Linked DNA regions of Homo sapiens: all the other regions are linked to region 1. The links are chromatin loops, found by intact Hi-C in ENCODE. Cell type or tissue: HCT116. All regions are shown on one strand. Region 1 has its middle 140 kb from the start of SCG2. Region 2 has its middle 41 kb from the start of SCG2. Region 3 has its middle 52 kb from the start of ACSL3-AS1. Region 4 overlaps AP1S3 (adaptor related protein complex 1 subunit sigma 3). Region 5 has its middle 53 kb from the start of SCG2. Region 6 has its middle 16 kb from the start of SCG2. Region 7 has its middle 63 kb from the start of SCG2.

The links. Hi-C counts contacts between places; a loop is a spot of excess contacts. Peaks named below come from ENCODE experiments on the same cell type or tissue, not always from the same donor. Only the 100,000 strongest peaks of a DNase experiment are listed, where the experiment ranks them.
Region 2: it touches region 1 in a loop (10-fold over the local background); 3 of 110 quality-filtered maps call a loop at or near these places.
Region 3: a loop joins it to region 1, with 7 times the contacts of the local background. A loop is called at or near these places in 16 of 110 quality-filtered maps.
Region 4: a loop joins it to region 1, with 8 times the contacts of the local background. A loop is called at or near these places in 18 of 110 quality-filtered maps.
Region 5: a loop joins it to region 1, with 4 times the contacts of the local background. A loop is called at or near these places in 6 of 110 quality-filtered maps.
Region 6: a loop joins it to region 1, with 2.3 times the contacts of the local background. A loop is called at or near these places in 22 of 110 quality-filtered maps.
Region 7: a loop joins it to region 1, with 2.5 times the contacts of the local background. A loop is called at or near these places in 8 of 110 quality-filtered maps.

The regions. Positions count from the first base shown.
Region 1 is chr2:223,457,459-223,461,458 of GRCh38, reverse strand. No RefSeq gene overlaps it. Among named protein-coding and RNA genes, the nearest start is that of SCG2, 140 kb to the left of the region's middle. In HCT116, a CTCF peak has its summit at 1,931 (motif pointing left); DNase peaks (open chromatin) are centred at 458 and 1,918; H3K4me3 peaks cover 566 bases; H3K27ac peaks cover 1,844 bases.
Region 2 is chr2:223,559,426-223,563,425 of GRCh38, reverse strand. No RefSeq gene overlaps it. Among named protein-coding and RNA genes, the nearest start is that of SCG2, 41 kb to the left of the region's middle. In HCT116, a CTCF peak has its summit at 2,147; DNase peaks (open chromatin) are centred at 1,145 and 2,245; H3K4me3 peaks cover 1,859 bases; H3K27ac peaks cover 4,000 bases.
Region 3 is chr2:222,969,920-222,973,919 of GRCh38, reverse strand. No RefSeq gene overlaps it. Among named protein-coding and RNA genes, the nearest start is that of ACSL3-AS1, 52 kb to the right of the region's middle. In HCT116, a CTCF peak has its summit at 2,015 (motif pointing left); a DNase peak (open chromatin) is centred at 2,019.
Region 4 is chr2:223,795,976-223,799,975 of GRCh38, reverse strand. All of the region lies in intron 1 of AP1S3 (adaptor related protein complex 1 subunit sigma 3), which reads left to right. Among named protein-coding and RNA genes, the nearest start is that of AP1S3, 40 kb to the left of the region's middle. RefSeq lists an enhancer at 1,855-1,904. In HCT116, a CTCF peak has its summit at 1,653 (motif pointing right); DNase peaks (open chromatin) are centred at 1,670 and 2,665; H3K27ac peaks cover 4,000 bases.
Region 5 is chr2:223,547,699-223,551,698 of GRCh38, reverse strand. No RefSeq gene overlaps it. Among named protein-coding and RNA genes, the nearest start is that of SCG2, 53 kb to the left of the region's middle. RefSeq lists an enhancer at 1,860-3,059. In HCT116, no CTCF peak of the experiment used is centred here; a DNase peak (open chromatin) is centred at 2,278; H3K4me3 peaks cover 920 bases; H3K27ac peaks cover 4,000 bases.
Region 6 is chr2:223,615,910-223,619,909 of GRCh38, reverse strand. No RefSeq gene overlaps it. Among named protein-coding and RNA genes, the nearest start is that of SCG2, 16 kb to the right of the region's middle. RefSeq lists an enhancer at 1,156-1,811. In HCT116, a CTCF peak has its summit at 1,660 (motif pointing right); a DNase peak (open chromatin) is centred at 199.
Region 7 is chr2:223,663,205-223,667,204 of GRCh38, reverse strand. No RefSeq gene overlaps it. Among named protein-coding and RNA genes, the nearest start is that of SCG2, 63 kb to the right of the region's middle. In HCT116, no CTCF peak of the experiment used is centred here; no DNase peak of the experiment used is centred here.

The DNA of each region.
Region 1 (4,000 bases):
GAATAAGTCCAACAACAAGCTGTCACTTGGCATAACTGAGTAGCGACATGCACGTTAAAATTTTTCACTATATACCACATATGTAATCTCTATGGCTTGGGGCACTGATTCAAATCAGTTTTTTCCTGCTATTAATAATTTATTATTATTTTTTAGTGATAAATATGTATATATAGTTTAAAAGTCTAATACTAGTATGAGATTAATAAGAAAGCAGTGTCTTGCCTATATCTCAAGAAGAATCAGCCAATATCCAGTCCAGGGCTTGAGAGCTGGGTGGGGCAGGAAGCTGACTGCCTGGCTCTTTGGTATCCAGATTTCCACTCATTACCCTTGTTTTCAGCCCTATGATACACTGCTCCCTCAGCTTGCCTCTCCAGGAAAGTTACCTTACTCAGTGTCTGGGGGTGCAAATTTAGGGGTGTGAGTGCTCAATCAACTAGGTCTTGTGTTCCCAGCTCCACATCCTAGGCTTATTCAGAAGATTCTAACCCCTCTTATCACTGTGCCTTTGAGGGTCTATGGCATGAATCAGCTTGCTTGTTATTGTCATTTCCTCCACCCCCAACAGACAGTTTGGTTTCAACATTTCTGCTCTGTAAATGAGTTATGACTCATCCATCTATTTTCCAACTTCCAAAATTCTGTTGACAATCTGGCCTTCCCTCTTCTCTTCTCCTGCACTCTTGTCTTTGTAGACAGGCATAAAATTATTACCTTATGTCCTTTAACTGGTATTGAAAGAGGTGCTGGGGTGGAGCAAAGAATAAGCACATATGATCTGTCTGCCGTATTCGTCCACAAATCTCTTTCGTTTGTTTCTTAAAATCCTTAAATTGTGTATGAATATTACCTGCAGGAAATAATGCATGCATAACAATTCTACTTCTTTAGATTAAAAACAAGCTATTCCTCTCCTTTTGAACCACTTAAAAATTGCCTATAATCTAATGTGATTCAATAAATCTATAAAGCTTGTGTGCTCCCAGTAGCAATTGAGATAAAGCAGCAAGTGTGGCTGCCATTGGGGTCAGTTGGCAGCACCTGGTTGCCATGGTCACGGGCTCTTTAAAAATGGAGCAAATACTTAATGAAACACTATATCCTTCTCCTCAGCACTAGTCATTTATAGTATTCAAATATTTACAGGTATAGCAGACTCACTGAGTTTCAAAAATATAAAAATGGTCCTGCTTCCTAAAAAGCATATATTTGCTACTAGCAGTAAAAAGGACTTAAATAAATCAAATTCTTGCTTTTGACAAGCAGATGCTAAAAGAAAACTAAAATATCATCTTCTAGGACTTGATTTTAGTTTACCTTCAGAGATCATTCACTTCCCTACCAAAAGATTGACTTCATTTTTTAAAATTAGTTATGGATTACATCCATTTGGTGAATAAGGGTCCTACGATCTTTCTCTCTGCTTATTTACACTTAATATTAGTGACTATTAACATTAAATATAGATGTATTTTATGTCACCACAGATGGAGATTTCCATTTGAGATATCTTAGACTTTCAAATGACTTAGCAAACATCAAGCAGCCAATCGTTTTTCTCCAAAGATCCTTCTGCTGTGCTTTGACTCAGAGAGCCTAGAAAATTCTGAAGTGATGCTTCATTAGAAAAGTGTGGTAAATTCCAGAGGCGTACATGAGGAAAATGTAATTCTCTAGGTAGATTTATTTTTCTCTTTTCATTGGGGAAAGTTGTGAGGAGGTAATAAATTGGAGAACAAATTTGTGGTTGATTGAAGTTTCTCTGCTGCTTTCTGAGACAACTAGAATAGCTCAATGTAAACACACATTCCAACATTTATCCCAGGCAAAAATTATATATTTTAATACTGAAATTAGGAGAACAGTCGTTACTTTGTAGTCTATTGGTCTCTAGATGACAGGAAAAGATGAGCTCCCTCTGGTGGTGAATTTAACAATAATAATAAACAAATGTTATTGTTTAATAACTAAAAGACCTGATTGAATTTAAAGGATCATTCGGTTGTCAGCAAGAGGCATCCTCCAAATTACCATTTTAGATTCTTTCCCAGGCTCTGGTTGAGGGAAATAGGTCAACACAGAATATTTATCCTTTTATTTGGCTAGAGTCATCTGGGATTTGAAGTAAAAAGGTGACTCAAAAATCCAGGGGTAAATGTTTTGTCATCTAGTGCCTCTCTCTCATTCACTCACTCTCTCATTGAGTGTCCCATATGGGGAAATACAGGAATCTTGTGGGCTGAAGCTGCAATGCTGAGAAACTGACCTATTCTCCACCATCATTGTAGTTTATGGTGAATTGGCATATCCTTCTTGTCTTTGTGGTAGTTGGAGGAGGGATTCGTTGGTATTAACTTTTCTTCCGTTATGTGCAGCAAGCAGGATTTTACCCTGTTCTCTTGACTTTGTATAAAGGCGTAAAATTGTATACATTATATAGTTTTGCTGTTATAGAAGGAGGTTCTGGAATGGAGTAGAGAAAAACAAATGTGATCAGTCTGCTTTGTATACCATCTCTCCGCATTTTAATTAAAAAAGTATTTTTATACAGAATTGCAAAGAGGCTTAGATGTGATACATACTTTATATTTGGCTTTAAAAAATATGAAATTGGAACATCGAATAGAGGCTACCTTATAAAGTAATTATCTATAGTAAGTCCTTCCTCTGGGCAGCAGCTTTCCTTTTTAGTTCTAAATTTAAAGCCTTGAATGCAGGTTTTATCACTCAGTTTTCACATATATAAAATAACTAGAATGAAGACTATGAATTCACAATTACTCAAGAATCTATTCTTCTTTACAGCTTCTTGGGTTAAATTTTTTAATTTATTCATTAATGTAGTTATTAAAATAAAAGTTTTTAGGCTATCATTGAAAGGAAAGAGTAAAAATTTTAAGGCACCAATATTTTTGTGAAAATTAAATTTCAATGAGGAGTATATATTACTTTGCAGCATGATTGTGCATACATGAAGCATTCAATAAATGATCTTCATTTTTTAAAAATTCTAACAGCAAAAACATTCTGGCTACCACGATGTTTCTTTCTCAAAATAATATTCTTGAAGTTACAGTTTGATCCTGTCAAAATAAGACAAACAAATAAAAAACACCTGTCTTTCATATTATTATGACTTGAAGACTTAAAGTCGATTCCATCAAACTAAGACAGACATATAAGGAATCATATTCTGTCAGAATTATGGGAAAAAGATAAAGTCCTTTTGATGAGAATTGAAATGTGGTTTTCCTTTTTTTTCCTGTCAGAGTAAGGAAAAGACTGAGAGGCATATAATTTGAAATTTCTATATATCATACCATATATATCAGAAAGGTAAACCATCAGGGCTTGAAGCTGAATGCAGTGGTTGCAAGAGCTGGCTGTGCATCAGAATAACCTGGGGAGCTCATTAAAATCACAGAATCCTAAAGCTGCCTCCAGAGGGTCTAACGCAGCAGGTCTAGGGTGAGGCCAAGGTATCGATACTTTTGACAAGTGTCCTCCCATGACTCAAGCAGGGGCCCACCAGCAATATCCCAGAACCATTCCTCTCCACGGCTACCCCTTCTTGACTCTGAAATTCACATCCAAATAACAATAACTGTACTGCTATTGCCACTTTGTAAGAGGACCCTTCCTTGGCCATCCTACATGAGGAGCACTGCCCCATTACTCTCCATTGCCTAATCTTGTGTATCAGTCAGGATAGGCTTGGCTATGCTCCAAATTTTTATTGGCTTTAAATAATGAAAGTTATTTTTTTACTCACATTAATTTTCCAAGTATGGCAACACTTTAGCTAAGGCACCTTCCATGTGGTGGCTCAGCACTTCAGTTTTCTTCATCTCATGACACCTTCAAGTCAACATATGCTTTCCTGATTGCCACATCAAAGGAAGAAAGAGCTGGAGAGCTGAACACCAGCCATCCAATACTTTAGCTTGGCAGTTGCATTGCCGTTCTACTCACATGTTACTGGCTAGAACTAGTCAAA
Region 2 (4,000 bases), 100 kb before region 1:
AACAATCTGAACTCCTTCTCACTTAGGAGATGTTTTGCTCTTAATTGAAAGGATGGTTACTACAAACAAATACCATGTGTATTACCAAGGTAGTTTTGTCCAACTCAATTTTAAATTTTATTTGAATGAAACATAATTCTTTATTCTCTAATGGGATTAATCTTTTATGCTACATCAGTATATTGTGGAGGGAGTTTGTTGAATGGGATGATCCTAGAATTCCCCAATTTTATTGGTCTCCTCTGGCCCTGACTTGAGGAGGGCTTGCAGATGAAAATTCCAGAGTGGAAGAACTGCTAATCATTCAAGGAAACATTGCTAAGTCCTAGACAAAGACCGTGGTAGTATGAGATGGCGAGAAAAGTGACAATTTTTAATTTGGTTGAACTAAAATGTAGGTTTGGATTCAATGATAGGTAGAGAGAAAGCTGCCTGAAAACAGGATTTTGGGGCTTTTGCAAAGTCCCTGTTCCCTAAATACCATCTCTACCTGTTTACTGATATTCTGCTAGTAATGAATAGAGCAAAAACATTTCACTTTGTTGTGTGCTCACTTCATGTCAGGCACTATTCTTTTTTTTTTTTTTTTTTTTTTTTTTTGAGACAGAGTCTCGCTGTTTCCCAGGCTGGAGTGCAGTGGTGCGATCTCGGCTCACTGCAAACTCCGCCTCCCGGGTTCACGCCATTCTCCTGCCTCAGCCTCCCGAGTAGCTGGGACTACAGGCGCCCACCACCACGCCTGGCTACTTTTTTTGTATTTTTAGTAGAGACGGGGTTTCACCATGTTAGCCAGGATGATCTCGATATCCTGACCTCGTGATCTGTCTTCCTCAGCCTCCCAAAGTGCTGGGATTACAGGTGTGAGCCACCGTGCCCAGCCTGTCAGGCACTATTCTAACAGTATAAACACACCACACACACACTGCTAGATATATTCAATCATCATTACAGTTTTTGATATAGCTATTGTTATTTCTACTTTATGGATGAGGCAACCGAGGCACAAAGAGGACAAGTCACTTATCTGTGGTCACATAGTTAGTAAAGAGCAGAAACAAAATTTGAACCCACAAGACTGGCTCATTGTCTAGGCCCTTATGACACTGATGTACTTTAAGTGGAAATTTCCCCAAGGCAGAGAGCTCATTGCCTGAGATTCATGTTGAGGGGTAAATGACTAATACAAGATTCTTCTCAAAGAGGAGACAGGAATGCAGGTGAGGTAGAGCTCTGGGACATTTGTAGTTCAGTTTCTGGTATTTTCTGATTTTTCCTTATGATTCTTTCTTTGAGCCATACATTATCTATACACGTGTTTTTAAGTTTCTAAGTATGTATAATTTTTTTAAAAGAAAGTTATCATTGAAAAACTAGATTTCAAACTTTATGGCCTGGTGGTGAAAATACAGTTGTTAGACATTTATTGGGACTTGTTCTGTGACCTAATCAATTTTATTCTCTGATTATTCCATGCAGAGTTTCATGTATATCTGTTAGATCAAGCTTGTCAATTGTGTTTATATAAATTGGTTGTTATAGATAACAATATACATATTAATGTCGATAATTTTGGAAGATATGCTAAATAGTTTTTCTTTGGTTTGTTAGCCAGTGGAATCTTGGAATTCATTTCTTCTCCCTTCATGCAGAAAGATATGATATTCTAATACTCTGTCAGAATCTTTACCCTAAAACAGTATGTATGGTTTATTTTTGTTGCATCAGTGTGGAAACATTTTCATTTACCCTGGTTAAGACCTGTTGTACTCTGAATCTGATAATTCATCTTTTGTTTTCAATTCTGTATAATTTTCAGGTATTCTATGGAAACTCCAAATTGAATGTGACAAATCTTCCTGGGTATGCATTTTGAGTGAAGGTTTGGGAAAAGAAAGCTTTAAAAACTGTTAAACACAGATATAAATGAAAAAAAAACTATGACAAAAGAAAATAAGTTCAAAGAATTTCAGAATTTCTTGAATTTTTCATTTTGCTGTGAGATCTCTCTTCTGGGGCTTGTGTTGCTTCTCTGCCATTAGGCTTGTCCTTTGTCCTGTAATGTCTTCGCATTGCCACTGGATTGGCTTTCACGGAGAAAATCAGTGTCTCTGGTCCTGAAGTTGTTGTTACTTTTCTTGATGACTAAGCGCTGACTGATTTACAGAAACCCAGTGGAGGATACTGTCTCTTGAAACTTTGAAATCCCTGGCCTATCTCTCATCAATGTTTCCTTGTTTTCTGGGAGCCTTTTGGCCATGCATCACTGATATTTTATGTCATGTCATTTCAATTAATGGAACAACTGACATTCCTCCTTTGGCAACGTGGGACCAATTTTAAATCAGGCAGTCCACGTGAGCAGTCTAGGTGCACAGTCTACAGTGACAGGTTCCCTGGGGATGGGGTTCTCTGGTGGCTGTTGTATAACACTTAGCAAATAAATAATAATGGGGGAAATTAACTTGGGAGCTGCTAGGCCACGCTATTGTTTACAATGTTTGCACAAGGGGTTGTGTGGGCGGCAATGTGGTGAAGTGGAAAGAGGCTGAAGCAAGTAGATCAGATTTTAAATCCAGGTTCCTTCCTTAATTGATGTATATTCTCAGGGAAATTGATTATGTTAAACTATTCAAAATTTACTTTCCTCATCTGTAAAATAGAGATATTATAGGTATCATATAAGGTTTAAGTGAAGAATAAATGATAACATATATAACAGAGCACCTGAATTATATTAGGTTTTTAATTAATTTAGTGCTTCCAAATTAAGTTTTTAATTAGTTGGCTCCTCCAGACCTATGCTGTAAGGTAGCTGCATTTCTTTGAGGTCGGTTATTCACCTTTCTAGACTGATGGACATACCTGTCAAATTTTGAGATGGAATTGGAAAATCTACAAGGTCTCTTTTGGCCTTAGTGCCATTTTATCAAAATTGCAGCATTTGAAATAATCAAATATAAATGAGTATTCAGAATTAAAGTTGTACTAAAAACACAAGGCTACATATATTTAGTTATTTTAAAAGTTTCAAATACAGCATGCAATAAGCTTTTAAAAATTAAAACCATTCAAAAGTAAGATCAAAAAAGGAAGTTCCCCATAACGCATAACATTAAACTTATAACAATACACTCTTCTCTCCATAAAAAAGCCACTCATACCAATTTGAGTATATTGTTAAAGACTTTCTTTCTATACAAACACATTTACATGGTTTTTAAAAACACAGATCAGATATTTTACACATATTGTTCTGAAAAATGCTTTTTGTTTTCCACTCCTTCCGTTTTTACCCTTTCCATATGCCATTCTTAGCATATGGCTTTCACCTTCCAGATCATCTCATAATTCAAGATAGCTACAGGAGCTAGCCATTGTATCACTAATACAGACAAGAGTGATGAAGAAATTGATGGGGAGAATGTAATTTAATCAGCCAGTCGCTCTTAATTAGCTTTTCCAGAAACCCATCGACTTCCGTTTGCACAACATTACCTACCCATCTCTCAAGAAAACCTTCATCTGGGCACATTGCTACTTTAAGTGAATTGGAATTCAGTCAGGAGGGAAAAGAAAGAAATGCATGTTGATTACCTTCTAACAAAAATCATGATTGGCGATTAATATCAGACTATTATAGCTGCCTCATTGTTTTCCATGACTGAGTAGTATTTCACAGAATACATCTGCCATACACTGTATAATGCTTAGACTATTATAAATAATTAGATTACAACAATTTTTTATATTGCAGATAATATTAACTATTGACTTCCGTATACAAATATCTGTTTGCATGTATCTTGGACAGTTTTATAGATTTGCTGGAATTTCTAATTTAAAAGACATGTATGTTGTAATTTTGTCATATGACACCAAGTTACAGTTGCAAAGTTTAATTTGTACTCTCTGTCAAGCCTACAAGTCCCAATTTACCTATATATATGCCTGCACTGGTTATTATCAGCATTTTCTATTTTTGCCAGTCTGATGGACAAAA
Region 3 (4,000 bases), 490 kb after region 1:
GCTTCAAAAAGTGATGCTGGTTCTCTGTGCAGGGACATTGTCAAGCATCAGGAACTTTTCCCAGGCTGAGCTGCCTTCCGCACTCAACCCCAGCTACTCTCTGTCAATACACTACCCAACCTTCCAAGTTCAACTCAAAACATGTCAGCCTCTCCAGTAGCTTCCTCTGCCCTGGGTTAAGAGAGAGCTTCCTGTGCTAGAATTTAGTTCTCCACTTCTTGAGTTAGAACAGTGCTCTCAATCAGAAAAGATTTTGTCCTTTGGGGATCTGTGGCACTCAGCGTCTGGAGACACTTTTAGTTGACACAGTAGGGAGGGAAGTGCTACTGGTATCCAGTGGGAAGAAGACAAAAATGCTGCTAAACATCCTATAATGCACAGGGCAGCCTTTGACAGCAAAGGATTATCCAGCCCCAAACATTGGCCGTGCTGACATGTAGACCTCTCCCTCCTCCTCAGCCTTTTACCTACTTGGCTTCCAGGACACCACATTCTTCGGCCATGAGTTTTCTCCGACCTCACTGGTCCACCCTCTTCAGTTACCTCTGCTGGCTCCTCCACACCTCCCCAAACTCTAAACATTGGAGCGCACTAGTGTTGGGCTTTATCTCTTGTCTACCCATTGTCACTCCAGTCTATGCCTTTAAATATCATCTTCAGACCTGCTACTCCCAGATTTATATCTGACTGGACCCTGCCCCTGAATTCTAGTTTCATAGATCTGAACATCTCCATTTGGACATCTGAAAGGCATCCCGCACTCAGCATATCCCAAACTGAGTTCCTGATCTTTCCCCCAAAAACCTGCCCTTCCAAATTATCTCAGTTAATTGCCATTCCATCTGCCCAATTGCTCAGGGAAATAACCTCAAAGTCATCCGTGACCCCTCTCTGCCTCTCAAATTTTCATTCAATCTACCATCAACTCTACTGGCTCCAAAGATATCCTAAATCTGACCACTTCTCTTCACTTCCACTGTCATTCCCTTTGGGCCTGGTCACCACCATCTCTCACCCAGACATGGCAGCTGTCTCCTAACTGGTCTTTCGGCTCCTGCCTGTAGGACCTTCTCAATGCAAGAGCCGGAGTGATCCTTACAAAATGCAAGGCAGATCATGCCACGCCTCTATTCAGAACGCTCAATGGCTTCCAGCAATTTCCAAAGTAAAGTCGAAAGTCCTTATACTGTGCTGCAAGGTCTCGTGTGATCACTCAGCTTCGAAATCTCCGGCTTTTCCCCCATTAGAATCTCTCTGACTCATATCCTGCCCTGCCCCTTCACCTGCCCCAGCAGCCACATCAGCCTCCTGGGTCCTCCATGCCTCCTCCAGGCACCTCCCGACCCCAGGACCATTGCCTTTGCTGTGCCCACTGCCTAGAATGGTCTTCCCCTAAAACTCCCGTGGCTCACACCATCAATCCTTCAGGTCTTATTGAAATGTCACTGGCTCCAAGAGGTCTCCGATGCCACGCTATTTAAAAGTGAAACCCTGCACCTCCAGTGGTCGGCTGTAATATCTTTCCCGTAGTGCTGACCACCATCTGGCACACTCGTTATTTTTCTGGTATGAGTTTTTGACAGATTCAAGCTCTCTAAAGACCGGGACTCTTCCGTATGACTGTCTCCACAGCATGCAGACGAGTGCCATCCACGGTAAATGCCCAGCGATGCACAGCTGAACCCCCCGCAGACTTCAAGATTCCCCAGGAACAGGAGGTGTCGTATCACCCACAGCAGCTTATCCAGGTCTCCTTCCACGCCTTCCTATATGACCTCCATCTCTCTTCCAGGCTAAGCCCTGCACAAGGAGCTTTTGTACACATTTGTCATTTCATTTTGTTTACTGGAACCCAATCGATTTTTAATTGAATTTACAATCAGAATCCCGAAAATGTCAAAGGTATCTTCACCGCGGTGAAAGCTTCATGCTGCTCTCCAAACCTCAATTTACCAGCAGCCTGCAGAGGCTGCAAATCACTCCAGAGGTGGTGCCTTTGGAGGACAGACTGTGAGCAGGGTTTCTGCACCATCTTGTGGACAGCTTGGGAATGACACCTACTGAAACGTCTTTTACGTCCCAGCGTGTGTGTGTGTGTGTGTGTGTGTGTGTGTGTGTACACGAGAAAGAAAAGCTTACTGATGTCTCCTCCCCACACCAAAATGAATACCTCCTCTCCTCACCAGTCCTCAATGCTAAAGGCTTCTTGGTTGTGTTTTAAGCTGGTAATTCCCTTTTTCAGTTAAAAAAAAAAAATTCCTCCTCCTGGCCCAGTAAGGAGAGAACTGAAGGCTCCTTGCGGTTTGGCTTCTCCCAGAGTGTCTTTCCCTTAGCAGCAGCATCTAGTTCACTCTCTGAATCAGGAAACTGAGCAGGTAAGATGAGTCTTCAGTATCTAAAGGGGCTGTCCTAGGAGGCATGATTTCAGCAGCACCATGTGAGGCCAGCACACCACCCCCTAGTCCGGTGGGCCCTCTGTAATATGCCTTTTATTCCACTGTCAGAACTCAGGTTTTAGATGTAAACACTCCTGGGAGAGGAGCACTAATGTCCAGTCATACCGACCCGAATGACCAACAGCCAACCTACAGGCAGGAGGTGGAGAATGAGGGCAGACAAAGGCCGCTAGTCACCTAGTGGGGAAGGCAGGTCTGGGACAAGAAAGGCCACCTGACCCTCCAAATTCCACTGCACACACCTTACAATTTCCCTCCTACTCGGCCTACCCATGCATAGTGTCAACTCACTGATTCCATCCTGTGTGTTTGGGATTGAAGAGGGGAAAATGGCCAGATCCATCTTCATTGTGAAAATTCTACACTCCAAGGGTTCGTACAGCAATTCCACTACCTCAAGACCCTCGAACTATATTAACTACAGCCACCCAAGCTTGCCTGGGGAAAGACGGTGGACAAAGAGCCATGATTTGTAACCAGCACATGGTTTGTTTGAAAGAAGCATGCACTTCTGAGGTGTGAGAAAGTTCTAGAATCATTTTAGCCAAGATCAAAGAGATTGTTTGCTTTTGTAATATGTTAAGAAAATGGAAGAAAGAGTGTGGACTCATAAGTAAATTTAAACTTTAGACCAGTATGTATGAATTAGCATCAGAAAGGGAAGGGAAGAGAGTAAAGATTGATTGAAAGCCCATTTATGGAATGCACTATCCAGCCACAAAACAAAAAATAAAGCATTATTTCCTCCCCATTCTGGATTATAATCTAGTTGTGCCTTTTTGAAAAGCCAGTCTCATCAACAGAAAGCTATCTTGATTTGAATGGCTCATTAAATAGGATAGAACAGGGGAATTCCAGCTCTAAATGGAAGGCTGTTTACAAACCTAAATTTAATAATCCTCATTAGAGGCCAGCTATGCGATCCTGAGCTAGTAGTTTAACCTCTCTGAACCTCATTTTCCTGATCTGTAAAATGGTGTGCTGATGCTGTGAAAAACAGTTGGGTGTTTCCTCAAAAAGTTAAACATAAAACTACCATACGATCCAGTAATTTCACTTCTGAATATATACTTAAGAGTGAAAGCACAAACTCCAACAGATATTAGTACACTAATGTTCATAACATCATATTCACAATAACCCAGAGGTAGAAATAACCCAAATACCAATGGACAGATTAATGAATATACAAAATGTGGGATAAACATACAATGTTTTGTTTTGTTTTGTCTTGTTTTCGAGACAGGGTCTTGCTCTGTCACCCAGGTGGGACTGCAATGGTACAATCATGGCTCACTGCAGCATCAACTTCCCGGGCTCTAGTGATCCTCCTGCCTCAGCCTCCCGAATAACTGGGACCACAGGAACACACCACTATGCCTGGCTAATTTTCAAAACTTTTTTGTAGAGATGGGATCTCTCTATGTTGCCAGGCTGATCTCAAACTCTTGGGCTCAAGTGATCCTCCTGCCTCGGCCTCCCAGAGTACTGGGAATATAGGTATGAGCCACAGCACCCAGAAAATGTATTATTTTTAGGCCTTA
Region 4 (4,000 bases), 340 kb before region 1:
ACTTCGGGAAGTGCTGGGATTACAGGTGTGAGCCACCACACCTGGCCATACATTAATTGATTTTTGAATGCTGATCTGGCTTTGCATTCTGGGATAAATCCCACTTGCTTGTAGTGTGTAATTCTATTTATATATTATTGGATTTGAATTGCTAATATTTTGTTGAAGATTTTTTTCACCTAGGTTCATGAGAAGATTTCTTCAGTTTTAGGATGAGAAGTGTTGTACCTAATCAGCTTTATTGTCCTTTCTAATGCTAGAATTTTGTGAGTCTAGGAATGAGTTATTATTTCATTTTAAATACCTCACTGTGGTAGCTACTAAATAAATATTTGCTAAGTTGAATGGAATCTGCTGACTTTATCTTTGGAATGTAGATGATCTGGTTTTATAATATGGAATTGTAATGAGATAGAAAACAACAGTGATGATTTTTGAGATTAAAAATAAAAGGCATAAAATTCAAAGCCAGAGATATATGGTGGATTGCTTTGCTAAGCTGCCATAAGGAAGTACCATGAGCTGGGTGGCCTAAACACTGACATTTATCATCTCATAGTTCTGGAGGCTAGAAGCCTGGCAAGAATGGTTTCTTCTAGGAACTCTCAAGAGAGAATGGGTTGCTTGCCTTTCTCCTGGCTTGCGGTGGTTTAAGGGCAGTCTTTGGTGCACCTTTGCTTCAGTTGCATTACCCCAATCTCTGCCTTCACCTTCATGTGGTGTTTGTGTGTGTGTGTGTGTGTGTGTGTGTGTGTGTGTGTGTGTGTCTAGGCCCGAATTTCCCTTTTATATGAGTCCACCAGTGACAATGAACTAGGGGCCCACCCTACTCTAGTATGACCTCATCTTAACAAGTTACATCTGCAATGTCTATTTCTTATCTCCCTCTCTCTCTTTTTATTTTGAAATGGAGTTTCACTCTTGTTGCCCAGGCTGGAGTGCAGTGGCGCAATCTCGCTCCATGCAACCTCCGCCTCCTGGGTTCAAGTGATTCTCCTGTCTCAGCCTCCTGAGTAGGTGAGATTACAGGTACCAGCTACCACACCCAGCTAATTTTTGTATTTTTAGTAGAGATGGGGCTGCACCACGTTGGCCAGGCTGGTCTCAAACTCCGGACCTCAGGTGATCTGCCCACCTTGGCCTCCCAAAGTGCTAGGATTATAGGCATGAGCCACTGCACCCAGCTGCAACATCTATGTCCAAATAAAGTTGAATTCTGAAGTACTGGGGGGTTAGGACTGTAACATATGAATTTAGGGGACACAATTCAATTCATAGCAAGTGGATTATTCTGTCCTTTCAGTGTAACTACCTGTCTATCCTTCCTTCCTTCTTTTCTTCCATTAAATTTTACTGTGCCATACAGGTGGATGGATAACAGACAGACAATTTTATGAGGAATTGTCTTTATAGAGAGAATGTTCACATTTCACGTAAGTGGCTACTTAATAATTCATAGCAGTTAACCTTTTATTCTGCAGGTTACTTGTAGCTGGCATGGACTTAATACATGTCAACAGTTTGTTTCTGTGTTATTCCATTTTTTTCCCCTTATTGTTGTTCCTCTTATCCTGTTCTTCCTAGCTCTGTTCTGCCCCCTCAGATCCACTTAATTTGCCTTTCCCTGAACATTTCACAGTAGCTAGTTCTGCCACCAGATGGTGTGCAAGGATTAGGAAAATAATTGAAATATGTTGGCCAGTGTCTTTTCAACATTTTATTTCAGGAAAAAGGCTGACATGACAGGCCTACCTGAGATTCTGAGATTGACAGCAGGCCAAAAATGACATTCTGAGATTGTGGAGATTTAAATTTTTTATGTAAATTTTCCTCTCATTTATCATGGAAACCTGAGCTGGCAATCTTGAGGGGAAAAAAAACCTATGACATTTGATGTATATATGTAAATGAGAGACTTTGACCTCAGAATAGATTTGACAGTAATATTCGGCTGAGATATAGAAGCGAGGTTCTTGGGTCAGAGGACCACTTCCTCAAATAGGTAGTCTCAGAAGCCACAGAAAGGAGAAATCTCTTGAGCCAAGCAAAGCTGTAGAGTGTTAGTGCGATGAGGGACTCCAGCTATCATCTGATTCAGCAGCCTCAAATGAGGCCTGCAGCCAAACAGAGCTTGCAGACCACATCCACACACAGTGTGCTTTGTTTAGCTTGAACAAGGTTTTATTTTATTTTATTTTATTTATTTTTTTGAGACGGAGTTTTGCTCTTTGGCCCAGGCTGGAGTGAAGAGGTACGATCTCAGCTCACTGCAACCCCTGCCCCCCGGGTTCAAGTGATTCTTCTGCCTCAGCCTCCCAGGTAGTTGAGATTGTAGGCACCTGCCTATAACCATGGCCGGCTAATTTTTGTATTTTTAGTAGAAACGGGGTTGTGCCATGTTGGCCAGGCTGGTCTCGAACTCCTGATCTCAGGTGACCCACCTGCCTCAGCCTCCCAAAGTGCTGGGATTACAGGCGTGAGCTGTGTCAGCCTGAACAAGGTTTTATTATTATTAATTGACAACGTTAAGACAACTCCAATATTTCACCTAATCATCCAGATTTCAGGCTTTTGGGAAAAAAATCTGAAGACTTAGCAACAGTGATTGACATGTTTTTCTTGGCCACACTTGACTATGGCAGAGCTGTGGCTGCGGCTTTCGTTGGAGCTTGTGATTCATAGTTGCTGCTCTCTCCTCCACCCCCTATTGTATGATGCTGATCTTTACCCTTATTTAATATGTTACCTGCCTCTGCCAAGCCTGTGAAAGGCATTTGGATATGAAGACATGAGGTCTGGAGAGAGAGACGAGGGAAGTTGGTTCAGGCCACACCTGCCTTCCGATCCCCACTAACTGGTGCTATGACTGTGCGTAGAAACTGGTGGGAAAAGAGTGAAAGTGATTCACCTTAGAGGAGTAATGCAGTACAATTAAGGAATCAGCAGGGAAGGTGAAAACTCAAAATTCAAAATTCTGCTGCTGCCACTCAATGATAGAAAAAGTCGTTAGAGGGCCAGGCGCCGTGGCTCATGCCTGTAATCCCAGCACTTTGGGAGGCCGAGGTCGGTGGATCACCTGAGGTCAGGAGTTCAAGATCAGCCTGGCCAACGTGGTGAAGCCCAGTTTCTACTAAAACTACAAAAATTAGCTGGGCGCAGTGGCGGGCACCTGTAATCCCAGCTGCTTGGGAGGCTGAGGCGGGAGAATCGCTTGAACCTAGGACGTGGAGGATGCAGTGAGCTGAGATTGCGCCACTGCACTCTAGCCTAGGTGACAAGAATGAAACTCCATCTCGAGAAAAGAAAAAGGATGCTAGAAGAATACACACCCATAAGTGAAAAAATGGGGAACCCTGAAGTAAACACCTTACAGGGAACTTGAATAAATACATGATCAGAAGACCATTGGTCAGTGGTCAAGAGAAAAAGAAAGGAACTCCAGATTACTCATCTCTAAGTATATCCCTGCTGTTTCTGGGATAAACTTATTATTTAAATAATAATAATGGAAAGGTGACTGATGAGACCAGGCGATTAAGGAGACAAGGTAAGTAAGTCAGCTAGACAGCAAATAGTTTGTTGTTTCCCAAGAATGTCCTTCTGGGGTACCTGTGAAATGGCTGTCAGAGGCTCTTCCCATCAGAACATGGAAACTGTTAGTGAAATAAATAATGGGGTAGTAATGGGATGATTCTGAATGGGGAAGCAGAGATTGTTTTTGCCTGCCTTGATGAAGATAAATGGGAGTATAAATGTGAGGGGCTGGCCCCTGGATAATTTATTTTATATTAATTAATTTTTTTGAGATGGAGTCTCTCTGTGTTGCCCAGGCTGGAGTGCAATGATGCGATCTTGGCTCACTGCATCCTCCACCTCCTGGGTTCAAGCGATTCTCCTGCCTCAGCCTCCCGAGTAGCTGGGATTACAGATGCCTGCCACCGCGTCTGGCTAATTTTTGTATTTTTAGTAGAGAAGGGCTTTCGCCATGTTGGCCAGGCTG
Region 5 (4,000 bases), 90 kb before region 1:
TTCCAGACAAAGAAAAGAGCCTGTGTGAAGACAGCATTGTTGGAAAACAACAAACGTTTGTGTTTTTTTTTTATTTGTTTGTTTTGTGTGGACATCTTTTTTTATTTTTAAAAAACTTTAATTTTAAGTTTGGGGTCTAATGCAAGTTTGCTGCCTAGATAAACTTGTGTTACGGGGGTTTGTTGTACAGATTATTTCATCACCCAGGTATTAAGCCTAGTACACATTAGTTATTTTTTCCTGATCCTCTCCCTCCTCCCATCCTCCACCTTCCAAACGGCCGCAGTGTGTCTGTGTCTTGTTCCCTACCATGTGTCCATGTGTTCTTATCATTCAGCTCCCACTTATAAGTGAGAACATGTTGGTATTTGGTTTTCTGTTTCTTTGTTAGTTTGCTAGGGATAATGGCCTCCAGCTCCATCCATGACCCTGCAAAGGACATGATCTCATTCCTTTTTATGGCTGCATAGTATTCTGTGGTGTATACGAACCACATTTTATTTATCCAGTCTGTTATTGATGGGAATTGAGGTTGATTCCATGTCTTTGTTATTGTGAATAGTAGTGCTGCAATGAACATACACGGGCATGTATCTTTATAATATAATAATTTATATTCCTCTGGGTATATACCCAGTAATGGGATTGCTGGGTCGAATGGTATTCCTGTGTTTAGGTCTTTGAGGAATTGCCACACTGTCTTCCACAATGGATGAACTAATTTACACTCCCACCGACAGTGTATAAGCATTCTTTTTTTTTCTCCACCATCTCACCAGCATCTGTTATTTTTTGACTTTTTAATAATAGTCATTCTGGCTGGTGTGAAATGGTATCTCATTGTTGTTTTGATTTGCATTTCTTTAAAGATCAGTGATGCTGAGCTTTTTTCATATGATTACAACAAATGTTTTGATACCTCTTTTTGAACCAAAGTTCCAGGGAGGGCCAGAGTAAGGAGAGTGTTATTGCAGAACGAGATATATTGGAAACAATGGTTCTGATCCCATTCCCTCTTTGAAACCCTGAGAGACAACTGCTAATGCTATTGGCTCCAGTGTTCAGGGGAGTGATAGCATAAAAAGGGAGTAGAGAGGTGGCCACACGTGCTAGCTCTGTTGAGCTGCACTTATCTCCAGTGGGATATCAAGGGACCCAGCAGTTCCTAAAAGCCTTTTCTGGTGGCAGAAAGGAGAGTAGCTAAGAATTCTCTGGGGGTAGAATTGCCAGGGACAGGGAAAGACAGGAGTCCTGGCACACCTGCACACTGAATTGGGACCCAGTGGGCAAGGCAAGTCTTGATCGAGCCAAATAAATAGATCATCATTGTGTCAGCTGCTGGCTTGAGCAGTGGGCAGCATAGAATGACCACTCCCAACCAGGTACAACCCTGTCACTTGGACCTTCACAGAACCCAGGCCAGGGCAGAACCAGACCAGCCAGCCACTCTGCAGTAGAGATCAGTGAATACCAGAGTTGGCACCTGGAGTTGTATCCCTTTTCCCTGCTACCGTTAAGTCATCCTAGTAATCCTCCTTGCAGAAGAGAAGTAGGGTGGAAGATTTGACGAGGTGAATGTGTACATGAAATACGCTGTGTTACCCCAAGGATACTCTTAACTGGAAGGAATTGAGAGCTCTTAAACGGCAGAGTTCAGGGTTTTGTTGTTTGTGTTGTTTCTTTTTTCTACTCTTGGTGGGTTGGGTGGGAATTCTTAGGGAGAAGATGTCATCAGTTAGAAATAAGAACTAATTTTTCTCAGTACATTGACTAGGGGGCCAGAATACTTATTTGCAACTCTAGTACCTATCAAGTACCTCATTTAAATTTTTACCAAAAAAATTTTTACCTGGGTGTCTAACAAATGAGGACACTGAAATTTAGTGAGAGTAAGTGATTTTTCCTATGGCCCTTCACTGAACCAGGTGGTGAAACCTATATCCAAATAAAACTTGGAATTTGGAGTCTTAAGCCCTATAGTATTAATATTTTGTTAACTGTTAGATGAAGCATTGCAACAGTAGGAAATCCCTTTCTTAAGTTTTGGGGTGCTTTCAGGGTTAGCATGGTAGGAGCAGAGAACCCAGAAATGGTCTGTTCAGCTTAGAGTGAATGTTCTGAGCTTGAGATCCATTGCTGATGCGGCACTGCACTGTGGGGTTATGAATTGCTTCTGGCTTGGCATCAAAGCGGAAATGCGTGGGAATGCACACTGGGTTGGCTGGGCTCCTGCCCTGGGTGAATGTGGTGCAGATGGTCCTACTGAGGATGAAAAGCCCGGTGGAGAGATGTTCAATAGGTTAATTGTGCACGTTCTTGGATGAGTCAGCCTGTAATTGCTGATACCAATATGTTCGGCGTTGCTGCCTCAGGGGCTTGGTGTGTGAGTCAGATGATGGAAATGAGGATAAAGTTGGCCTTGTTTCCTGAAATCTTAGAAACCGAATAATAAGTTTTTGAACTTGGTATGTGATCAAAATCACTTTGGGAGAAAGATGAAAAGACAGAATGAAAAACTTGTGAGTAATATTTCTCTATGCATTGTGAAGGTAATGGAATTGAGCAGCTAATTATAATGTAACTGGCTATTAGTCTTTATGAAGGTGAATGCAATCAGCCTAACCTAATTTTAAATCTTAATTCTCCTTCCCCAAGCCATATTTTCTATTCACAGCCTCAGAATGCACCTTAGAAAGCCAAGGAAGTCCTTAAGACTGTATGTAATTGCATAGGTCAATGGTTGCAGAAAAGGTGGGTAAATTCAACCTGCTGATATTTTGCGTTTGTCTGACATGAATTTTTTTGTCCTTTTGATTTAATTTTACTTTTTGAATATGTGATTCAAAAGGTGTACTCATAGAATTCTCATTTCTATCCCTATTCCCCTGACCCTGTTGCTACTCAGCCCTGTAAGTAACAATTTTCATTTGTTTTATCAGTTTTTAAAATATATATACACAAAAGTATCATATTATGCCATGTGCACTGTTTTGCATCTTATGCTTATAACTTTGCAATATATACGGAATTTTGAAATTCATTCCATACCCATTCATGAAGCTCTTTCTCATTCTTTTTTATAGCTGCAAAGTACCCCATTGTGAGGATGAACCATAGTTTATTCAATAGGTCTCTAGTTGTTGAATATTTGGATGGTTTTCAATCTTTTACAGCTATCAATGATGCCTACGTGAATAACTTTGTGCCTATGTTGTTTCCTTTTGTGGGAAATAGTTTCAGGTAGGTTTCTAGAAATGGGATTGCTAGGTCATAGGATAAAAATGCATATAATTTTGTAAGATATTTGCAATTGTCCAGCTTAGATTTGTACGATTTTGTACATTCACCAGGAATGACCATAGTGTCTGCTACCTCACGACCTTGCCAGCAGCATGTTTTCTCAAGCATTTGGTTTTCGTCAATCTGTAAGTGAGACATGGTATTTCGGTGTTGTACTTTGCATTTGTTTTATTATGAGAAAAATTGAGCCTCTTTTCTTGCTTACATGTCAATTCGTATGTGTCTTTTTTTCTGAACTATGTGTTCAAGTCTTTTTTCATTTTTTAGGTGCAATGTAATTAATTTTTACTTGTTTATTTTTAATTTTTAAAACAGCTTTATTGAGGTATAATTGGTACATAAAAATGCACATACTTAATGTGTACATAAAAATTGACGAGTTTAGGCTGGGCATGGTAGCCCATGGCTGTAATGCCAGCAGTTTGGGAGGCCAAGGCAGGTGGATCACTTGAGGTCAAGAGTTTGAGACCAGCGCAGACAACATGGTGAAACCCTGTCTCTATTAAAAGAGAGACGGGCTAAAGATTAGCTGGATGTGGTGGTGCATGCCTGTAGTCCAGCTACTCAGGAGGCTGAGGCAAGAGAATCACTTGAACCCTGGAGGCAGAGGTTGCAGTGAGCCAAGATCACCCCACTGCACTCCAGCCTGGGCCACAGAGCAAGGCTCTGTCTCAAAAAAAAAAAATTGATGAGTTTAGAT
Region 6 (4,000 bases), 160 kb before region 1:
AGCGATCAGGACTGGGAGTTAATCTAGGGCAGCAGCTGGCCTTTGAAGGGTTCTAAACAGGTAGTGGTCAAAATCCTACTTGGTTGGACTTTTTTGGATTCTCACACCTGACTTAGATATGAACAGAACCATCCTCTGGAAAAATGCGTCCTGTTACTATCTCTCTAGCCATGAGGAACACCACCAGTTTTGCCACATTCCTGGTTTCGAGTGTCACTAGACAGGCTGCCACCCAGGTATGACTGCATTTGCCTCTCCTGACTGCCTATGTGCTGGCGGCCAGGACTATCCCTTACTCCCATCCGCCAGCCCCAGTCTTCCTCTCTCAGCTCAGGTAGCCATGGTCTCAGCTAAGGGAGGGAAATTCTAGTGGGATTTACTCTCATCAAATCTGCAGAAAGTTGAATGACTCCAGGAAAAGTGGTGCTCTGCTGGAAGGACTCCTTACTCTCCTCTCAAGACAATGCAGCTAATGAATGAGAGATTGGCATGAAGAGGAGCACAGAGCTGAAATCAGGCTGGCTTTTTCCCCCCTTAAAAATGCACGAATAAGAAGTTAGCAAGGCTTTAATGCAATTACATGCAACACCTAATTTGGAGCAATTAGGTGTAAGGCAATAGCTCTTTGTGTTCAATTGTGAAGTTGTGGGAGCACGTGTCCCACAGCGGTCTTGAGATTCATTTCTCCCTCTTAGAGTCCTGTGTCAAAACTTCAGGAGCACCTTGATTTTCTGCATCTGCCTTCTCAACCTGAGTTGTTTTAATTAACTCTTTTCTGGATATTTCTAGATTACTTACTTTGGTCTAAGCTTTGCAGACAAGAAAAAAAGAAAAGAAAAGAAAAAGAAAAAGAAAAAGGGCCAATGAGAGTGGGAGGTAGGGCCAGACTGTGAGGGAGTGCACCTTCACTAGTTTGGGAGGACAGTCAAGGTCGACTGTCCCTGTTTGCAGCATCTCCCTGTTTGCAGCATCAACATCTTGGGCTGCAGCTCCTCCAGGGCTGGCTGTGCTCCTTGGGCTGAAGTAGACGGGAGAGGTTGGAGGTGTGGCTGTGGAGCAGTCCGCTGGTGCGCTCCTGCTGGTTTAAATACTGGGGAGTGTAAACCTGGGCCATGCCGTGGAAGAAACGCAAGACTTGGAGATAGAGAAGTGTACTTGGACCTCTGTTCAGCCACATTCCAGCTGTGGGATTTGGGGCAAAACAATGCAGTTTTCTCTGTTCTTATCTGTAGAACGAGAAGACTGATCCAGATAACTTCGTTGGCAGTGGGGGGGTGAGGTGGGTTCCTATCCAGTAGAAAGCCACCTGCCCAGGATGTGTGAAGGGTCTTTAAGCTGATCTGGGCCTGCCCTCCGTTTATGTGTAAGTCTCTAACCTCTTTAGACGACCTGAAAGTCTGAATTTCCCTTCTTTAGAAGCTCTGGCTTGAGGCGTTAAATGTTCTCATTAAGATGCAAATACATTCTCCACACAGCTGCCCCAGTTGTTTCCCTCATGTTGTCATTTATTTCCTTTCTCTCCTTAGAAAATTTGACAATGAAGCCCAAATCCCCTCATCTGCATTTGAGACAATGTCTGTCAAGACTCCAGCCTTGCTTGACTTTCTCTACCACAATCCTCGTGGGCAATGCGGGGTGTGGTCAGGAAGGCAGACTGCCTGCAGGGGTCTCTGCTCCTCACTTTAATAAACATCCAAGCTTGGGAAAGTTGTTAGATCTTTGGGGCCTTCAGTTTCCCACTCTGTAAAGTGCGAACAATGAAGGTACCTGTCTCGTTATTATAGGGATTGCATGTTTTAATTAATGTAAAGCACTTAGCCCTGTGCTTGGAACAAGGTGAACCTTCATTAAAGGTTGGCTGCTTTCCTTGTGGCAAACCAAAGTCTTTCCCCCAGCAAACCTCCTTCCTCCCCAGTCTGTATCTTGCTCAGTCCTTTCCCTCAGGAGAGCAAGTTCTTACCTCACTTTTCTTCCTCCTGAATGCTTCTTCAAGGTCTTGTTCAAATGTCACTATATCCATGAAGGCTCTCTTGAAACTTTTGGAGAATTAATTGCTCCTATTCCCTCTTGGCCTTTTCCTTGTGCCTCTCTCGAGAACATGTTTTATTCTGTTTTATCCATCAAGGATGTACGTGTATGCCTCCTTCACTTACCCGCCCCCGCCCCGCTCAGTGCACCCACCCTCAGTCCCAGCCACTAGTCTGTGAGCTCGAAGAGGGCAGAGAGCACAGCACCATTACTTTCTGAATAATTCAATCAGTTCAATAAACATTTGATGAATGAGCAAATGAATGAATAAATGCATGAGTGGAAGGTTATCCAAATAGCGTGTTCTGTCATTATTACAGATTGATTCTGTCAGAGAACATGGCTTCAGGAAACTGAGATTTCAATGTGGTTGGTGCTAATGGCAGGCTAAGGTCTGAGGTTTGAGATGCAGCTATGGAGGGACAGGTCTATGTGGGGACAAGATGAGGTAAAGTGTTCCCTAAACAAGTACCTTTTCCTTGTCAACCCCTTTTAAAAAAGCTCTGTGGTTTTGGTTTGAGTTGATGGTGACAAGTAATTACATGAGTAATGATAAGCACAAAATGAGGCAAATCTGAATGTAGCAAGGCCCATACCCATCTTACTGGATTTTGCACCTATAGTTCAAACTTCCATCAGTCATGGTGGTTCTTTTTTCTTTCTTTCTTTCTTTCTTTCTTTCTTTCTTTCTTTCTTTCTTTCTTTCTTTCTTTCTTTCTTCCTTCCTTCCTTTCTTTTTTTTTTTTTTGACGGAGTCTAGCTCTGTCACCAGGTTGGAGTGTAGTGGCATGATCTCAGCTCATTGCAACCTCCACGTCCTGGGTTCAAGTGATTCTCCTGCCTAAGCCTCCCAAGTAGCTGGGATTACAGGCACGCGCTGCCATGCCCAGCTAATTTTTGTATTTTTAGTAGAGACAGGGTTTCACCATATTGGCCAGGATGATCTCGATCTCCCGACCTCGTGATCCGCCCACCTTGGCCTCACAAAGTGCTGGGATTACAAGCGTGAGCCACTGGGCCCGGCCAGTCATGCTGGTTCTTGAAGGAGATAATTGTTTCCATGGAAGATTCGTGGTGCTACGGTAGGAGGCTGGAAGGGAGAACACATTTACCATGCACTCTATGTAAGACCCAACTATACAGAATTGGTTTCAGCAATACCCAGTTGGATTTAGTTTTGTTCAGTGGGGATGCCACTTATTTAAAAGATGATTGCCAAATTCTCAAGTTTAAATTTATTTCACTCAACTAATCATGGTTTTGAGTAGAATAAAAGAGTGAGACTATGAGGGGAAGCCGTAATCTTAATACCGATGAGGGGTTGAGATTTCCTGTATCTGTGTAGCACCGCTAACCTGGTGCCTGGCTCTCCTTTATAGCTAGCCCCAGGGTAGCAAAGAGAAGGCAGCAGTAGAGGAAGCTTTTTGAGGGCCTCTTGGGAAGCCTTCCCATTTCCATGGCTCCTGGGAAATGGTGATCAGTGATATAACCAATGGGTACTCTTGACAGTTTCTCTTTTGTATCTGTTTTTCTTATGCTCCACCCCAGTAGTTTTTGTTGCCTTCTTAGTGGTCCCTTTAAGCAAAACTGAGAGTGTCATCCCAAGTCTCCAGAAACTCAACAAAGGACCTCTGTCCCCAGTTTCCTGATTTCAAACCCAGTCACTGCTCTATGTTCTACTCATCACTGAATCCTCCTTTTCAGAGTGATCATTTAAATGCTTCTCTCTTACTAGATCTTGGGAACTGGGGACAACAGGACCAGGCCTGGTAGTCAATGCAGGATACCAGGAGGCCCAGCGCCCACCCCTAACCCTCTGACTGCCTAGGAATGGGGATTAGTCTACTTATTTTTTCCTCTCCTTTGATCAAGGGTTAGTTGGTATAGAAAAAAGAATGTTGCAATCTCAAAATGTGCTAGGCCCTTATTTATTAAAGTATCCTATTTAACAGCCACCACCCCCCAACATCCT
Region 7 (4,000 bases), 210 kb before region 1:
CAGCACTTTGGGAGGCCCAGGCAGGTGGATCACGAGATCAGGAGATAGAGACCATCCTGGCTAACACAGTGAAACCCTGTCTTTACGAAAAATACAAAAAATTAACTGGGTGTGGTGGCAGGTGCCTGTAGTCCCAGCTACTCAGGAGGCTGAGGTAGAAGGCCTGGGCGACAGAGCGAGACTCTGTCAAAAAAGAAAAAAAAAAAGAAAAAAAAATGACTCCTTTCTCACAAAATTAAAATTAAAATTAAAGTGAGTGATGATATCCACATGCCAGACTGAGAGCCCTCATAACTCTAGGAGTCACGGGTGGAAGAGACAAGTACATCTTTCACATTCATCGTCAACTAAAGTGTCTGAGAACTTTGCAGTTTTTCATTTTGGGCTATACTTGAAAAACTTTAACATATATGAATTGAATGTATGTTGAATGAATTTGACATTCATGATTTTTTTTTCCTTTGCCTTGATCAAAGATGAAAGAACAATTAAGAGCTGTTTCAACCCCTTGGAAACAAATTAGGAGTATTTGAGCAATTAACGTTACAAAATCTCTTGCTTTTGAGACTCCCTGCAGCAAAGAGTTAATGCTTGAGCTATTTAAAATTCAGTGGTGGTTAAGAAGGCAATTACAGGGCTCTTTCTCATTACAGGACCATATCAAATTTTCCTTAAGCAGTTTTTCATTATTCCAGCCTGTTTTTTAAAAACAGGATTTCTAATTTCATTGCAATTTCAGGTGCCTTGTTCAGCACTTTTACCCATTTTTTTGCAAGTATACTGTGGGCTACCTTGGATACTGTCATATTTCTGAACTAAAATGTTAGATGCAGAAACTGTCATTTTTCCTTCATTTCTTATAAAAACAATTCCCCCTGTCTCTTATGTGATCCTACTCTCAACAGTGAGGAAAATAGGACTCTAATTTTATTCATTTCTTGTAATAAATGTGTTTTTCATGGAAATTACCACCATAATCCACAAACGATAGTAGAGCTCAAACTGTGTGAAAAACAATATGATATATATGTACCAAGATTGCAAAATTTGCCAGTTGGGGCAGACAGCCCCAAACAAACATCAACAAAACAACTCTGTAAGGAGGATAATAGAGGAAGCACAGACAACTGGATGCCCTTAGACTGCTAGGAGAGTTTGCTAACGGAAAGTTTGCTAGGGAAATAAGATCAGAGTTGAGTCTTGAAGAAAGGGAGGGAGGTTTCCAAGCAAAAGAAGGGACAAAAGGCATATAGAGCAAAGGGTGTGTGCTATGAAATCAACTATTTATTTAGGATATCTTTTCTAATACTGAGAGGCATTTCATGAGCTAGAAAATCCCCATGGTACACCTCTCACGATCACTTGTCTTTGTTTTATCAGCCCTTTTCCCCCTCCACATCACTCTCTGCTCTTTTTCTTCCCATAGCAGCAAGTACTTTACATAAAAACTCTTCAAAATACATTTCCCTCATACATTTCATTTTGTTGTTGTTGTGTGACTATTTGAAGATAATATGTCTCCTGATGTCTTCCGTACATTGGAAAAGGAAAGGCTCAGTGGTACTTTTTTTTTTTTTTTGCCTCCCCCAGGATTGGCATTATCTTCTTCATCTCTTGTCATTGTCTCAGGCTCCATTTCTTGAAAAACTGTGATGTTCTTATGTTGGTTGTTTGACCACTTCTGGTGCCTACTTCTTCGCATCTATAGTTTGTGATCCTGGGTCTCAAGAACTTGTTAGCATCTACCATAGCCATGCACTGGACTTCAGTGATTTTTAAAAAGATGATTTTTGCCCTCTTCCTGCATAATTCCTCTTTTGAAATTTTTTGCTTACCACTTGGTAGAGTTGTGTTCATCCCATCAATATTCAAATTTATTCTGTTTGTTCTTCCAATGCCTGGAAATGTAGTCAAGTCTTCCTTTGCTAATTAGAAGTTGGATTGCATCTCTCTTTCAAAGCCACTCAACTTTCTGTTTAAGAAAATACAACTCCATTCCCACAACAGATATAGCCAAGAACTCTGAGTCAATCTTGACCAGTTGTAGAGTAACAGGCATGAAAGGCTGTTGATGTTATTCAAAGGCTATAGAAAAATTAGTTAGATGTTTTTTCCAAGTTGTGCTCTTTTCTCCCATGGGTCTCTGAATTATCTGCATGTACTTGAATGAGAGGGAGAAGAGGTGTTCACTTTTCTTTGAAGACTTTTACTTTCTTGGTTCCATATACAATTAAGGCTGTCACGTTTTTAACAGATGATGCACCAACAGATGAGGTGGGCTTCTCGAGTTGCTCAAGGGGCCATATCTTGTGTAACATAAGCAAGTTGTGACCTCAGGAAAAATACTTAATCTCCTTTGTCTCAATTTCCTTATCAGTAATATGGGGAATAATAATGGTACCTATCTCCTATGATCATTGAGCCCAAAACAACCATGTCTATCTAAAAAATCCAGATTCTTCTACGGGATTTGCTCACACTGTCCTGAGAATATTAGAGAATTTGCCTTTTAAGGTCATCTTATTAAGCTGTAGTTCTTTGGAAAGAGCGGTTAGATCATGTTGGATTATCTTGTATTAAAATAGATATGCCCCTATTCCTAACCAGCTTGTTTGAAACAATAATAAAATAATAACGACAATAATAAAAGCTTATAAATGACTGTTTGGAATAATATTGAGTCATGGTAATTTTCTTCAGGAGAGTAACTAGAACATTTAATCAATCCCAGAATAGATTTTTTTATTAAAATGGTTGGAAGGAGCATTTTATGTTTGAGCATAGAAGACACTTAACAGATGTATAAAGAACTAAAGAGAAGCCTTCATGGAGAATTACTGGCTTCACTGCTCATTGTAGAGAACTTGTTGGATGAGAGACTAGCTAGCCCAGGGCTGTATACCTATTAATTACTCAGCATGGGTGGATTACATGATGGATCCGTATTTGGGTTTTTTTTTTTTTTTTTGAGACAGAGTTTTGCTCTTGTTGCCCATGCTGGAGTGCAACGGCATGATCCCACCTCACTGCAACCTTGGCCTCCTGGTTCAAGGAATTCTCCTGCCTCAGCCTCCTGAGTAGCTGGGATTACAGGCAGGTACCACCACGTCTGGCTAATTTTGTATTTTTTTGTAGAGATGGGGTTTCACTATGTTGGTCAGGCTGGTCTTGAACTCCTGACCTCAGGTGATCCACCCTCCTTGGCTTCCCAAAGTGCTGGGATTATAGGTGTGAGCCACTGTGCCCAGCCTGTATTTGGGTCTTATACCAGCCATACAAAGGGTTTCTGAGATGACTCTCATTTATGTCTAGGAAACCCTGTACACTTCTTCATTTGCATTTTTTAAAGTTCTTTTTAAATTTATTTTTTATTTCAATAGGTTTTTAGGGAGAAGGTGGTGTTTAGTTACATGAATAATTTCTTTAGTGGTGATTTCTGAGATTTTGGTGCACCCATCACCTGAGCAGTGTACACTGTACCCAATATGTAGTCTTTTATCCCTCACCCCCTCCCACTCTTTCCCCTGAGTCCCCAAAGTCCAATATATTATTCTTATGCCTTTGCATCCTCATAGCTTAGCTCCCACTTATGAATGAGAACATATGATGTTTGGTTTTCCATCCCTGAGTTACTTTGCTTAGAAAAATAGTCTCCAATTCCATTGAGGTTGCTGCAAATGCCACTATTTTGTTCCTTTTTTATAGCTGAGTAGTATTCCATCGTGTGTGTGTGTGTGTGTGTGTGTGTGTGTGTGTGTGTGTGTATACCAAAATTTATTTATCCACTTGTCAATTGATGGGCATTTGGGCTGGTTCCATATTTTTGCAATTGAAAATTGTGCTGCTATAAACATGTATGTGCAAGTATCTCTTTCATATAATGACTTCTTTTCTTCTGGGTAGATACCCACTAGTGAGATTGCTGGATGAAATGGTAGATCTACTTTTAGTTATTTAAGGAATATCCACACTGTTTTCCATAGTGGTTGTATTAGTTTAC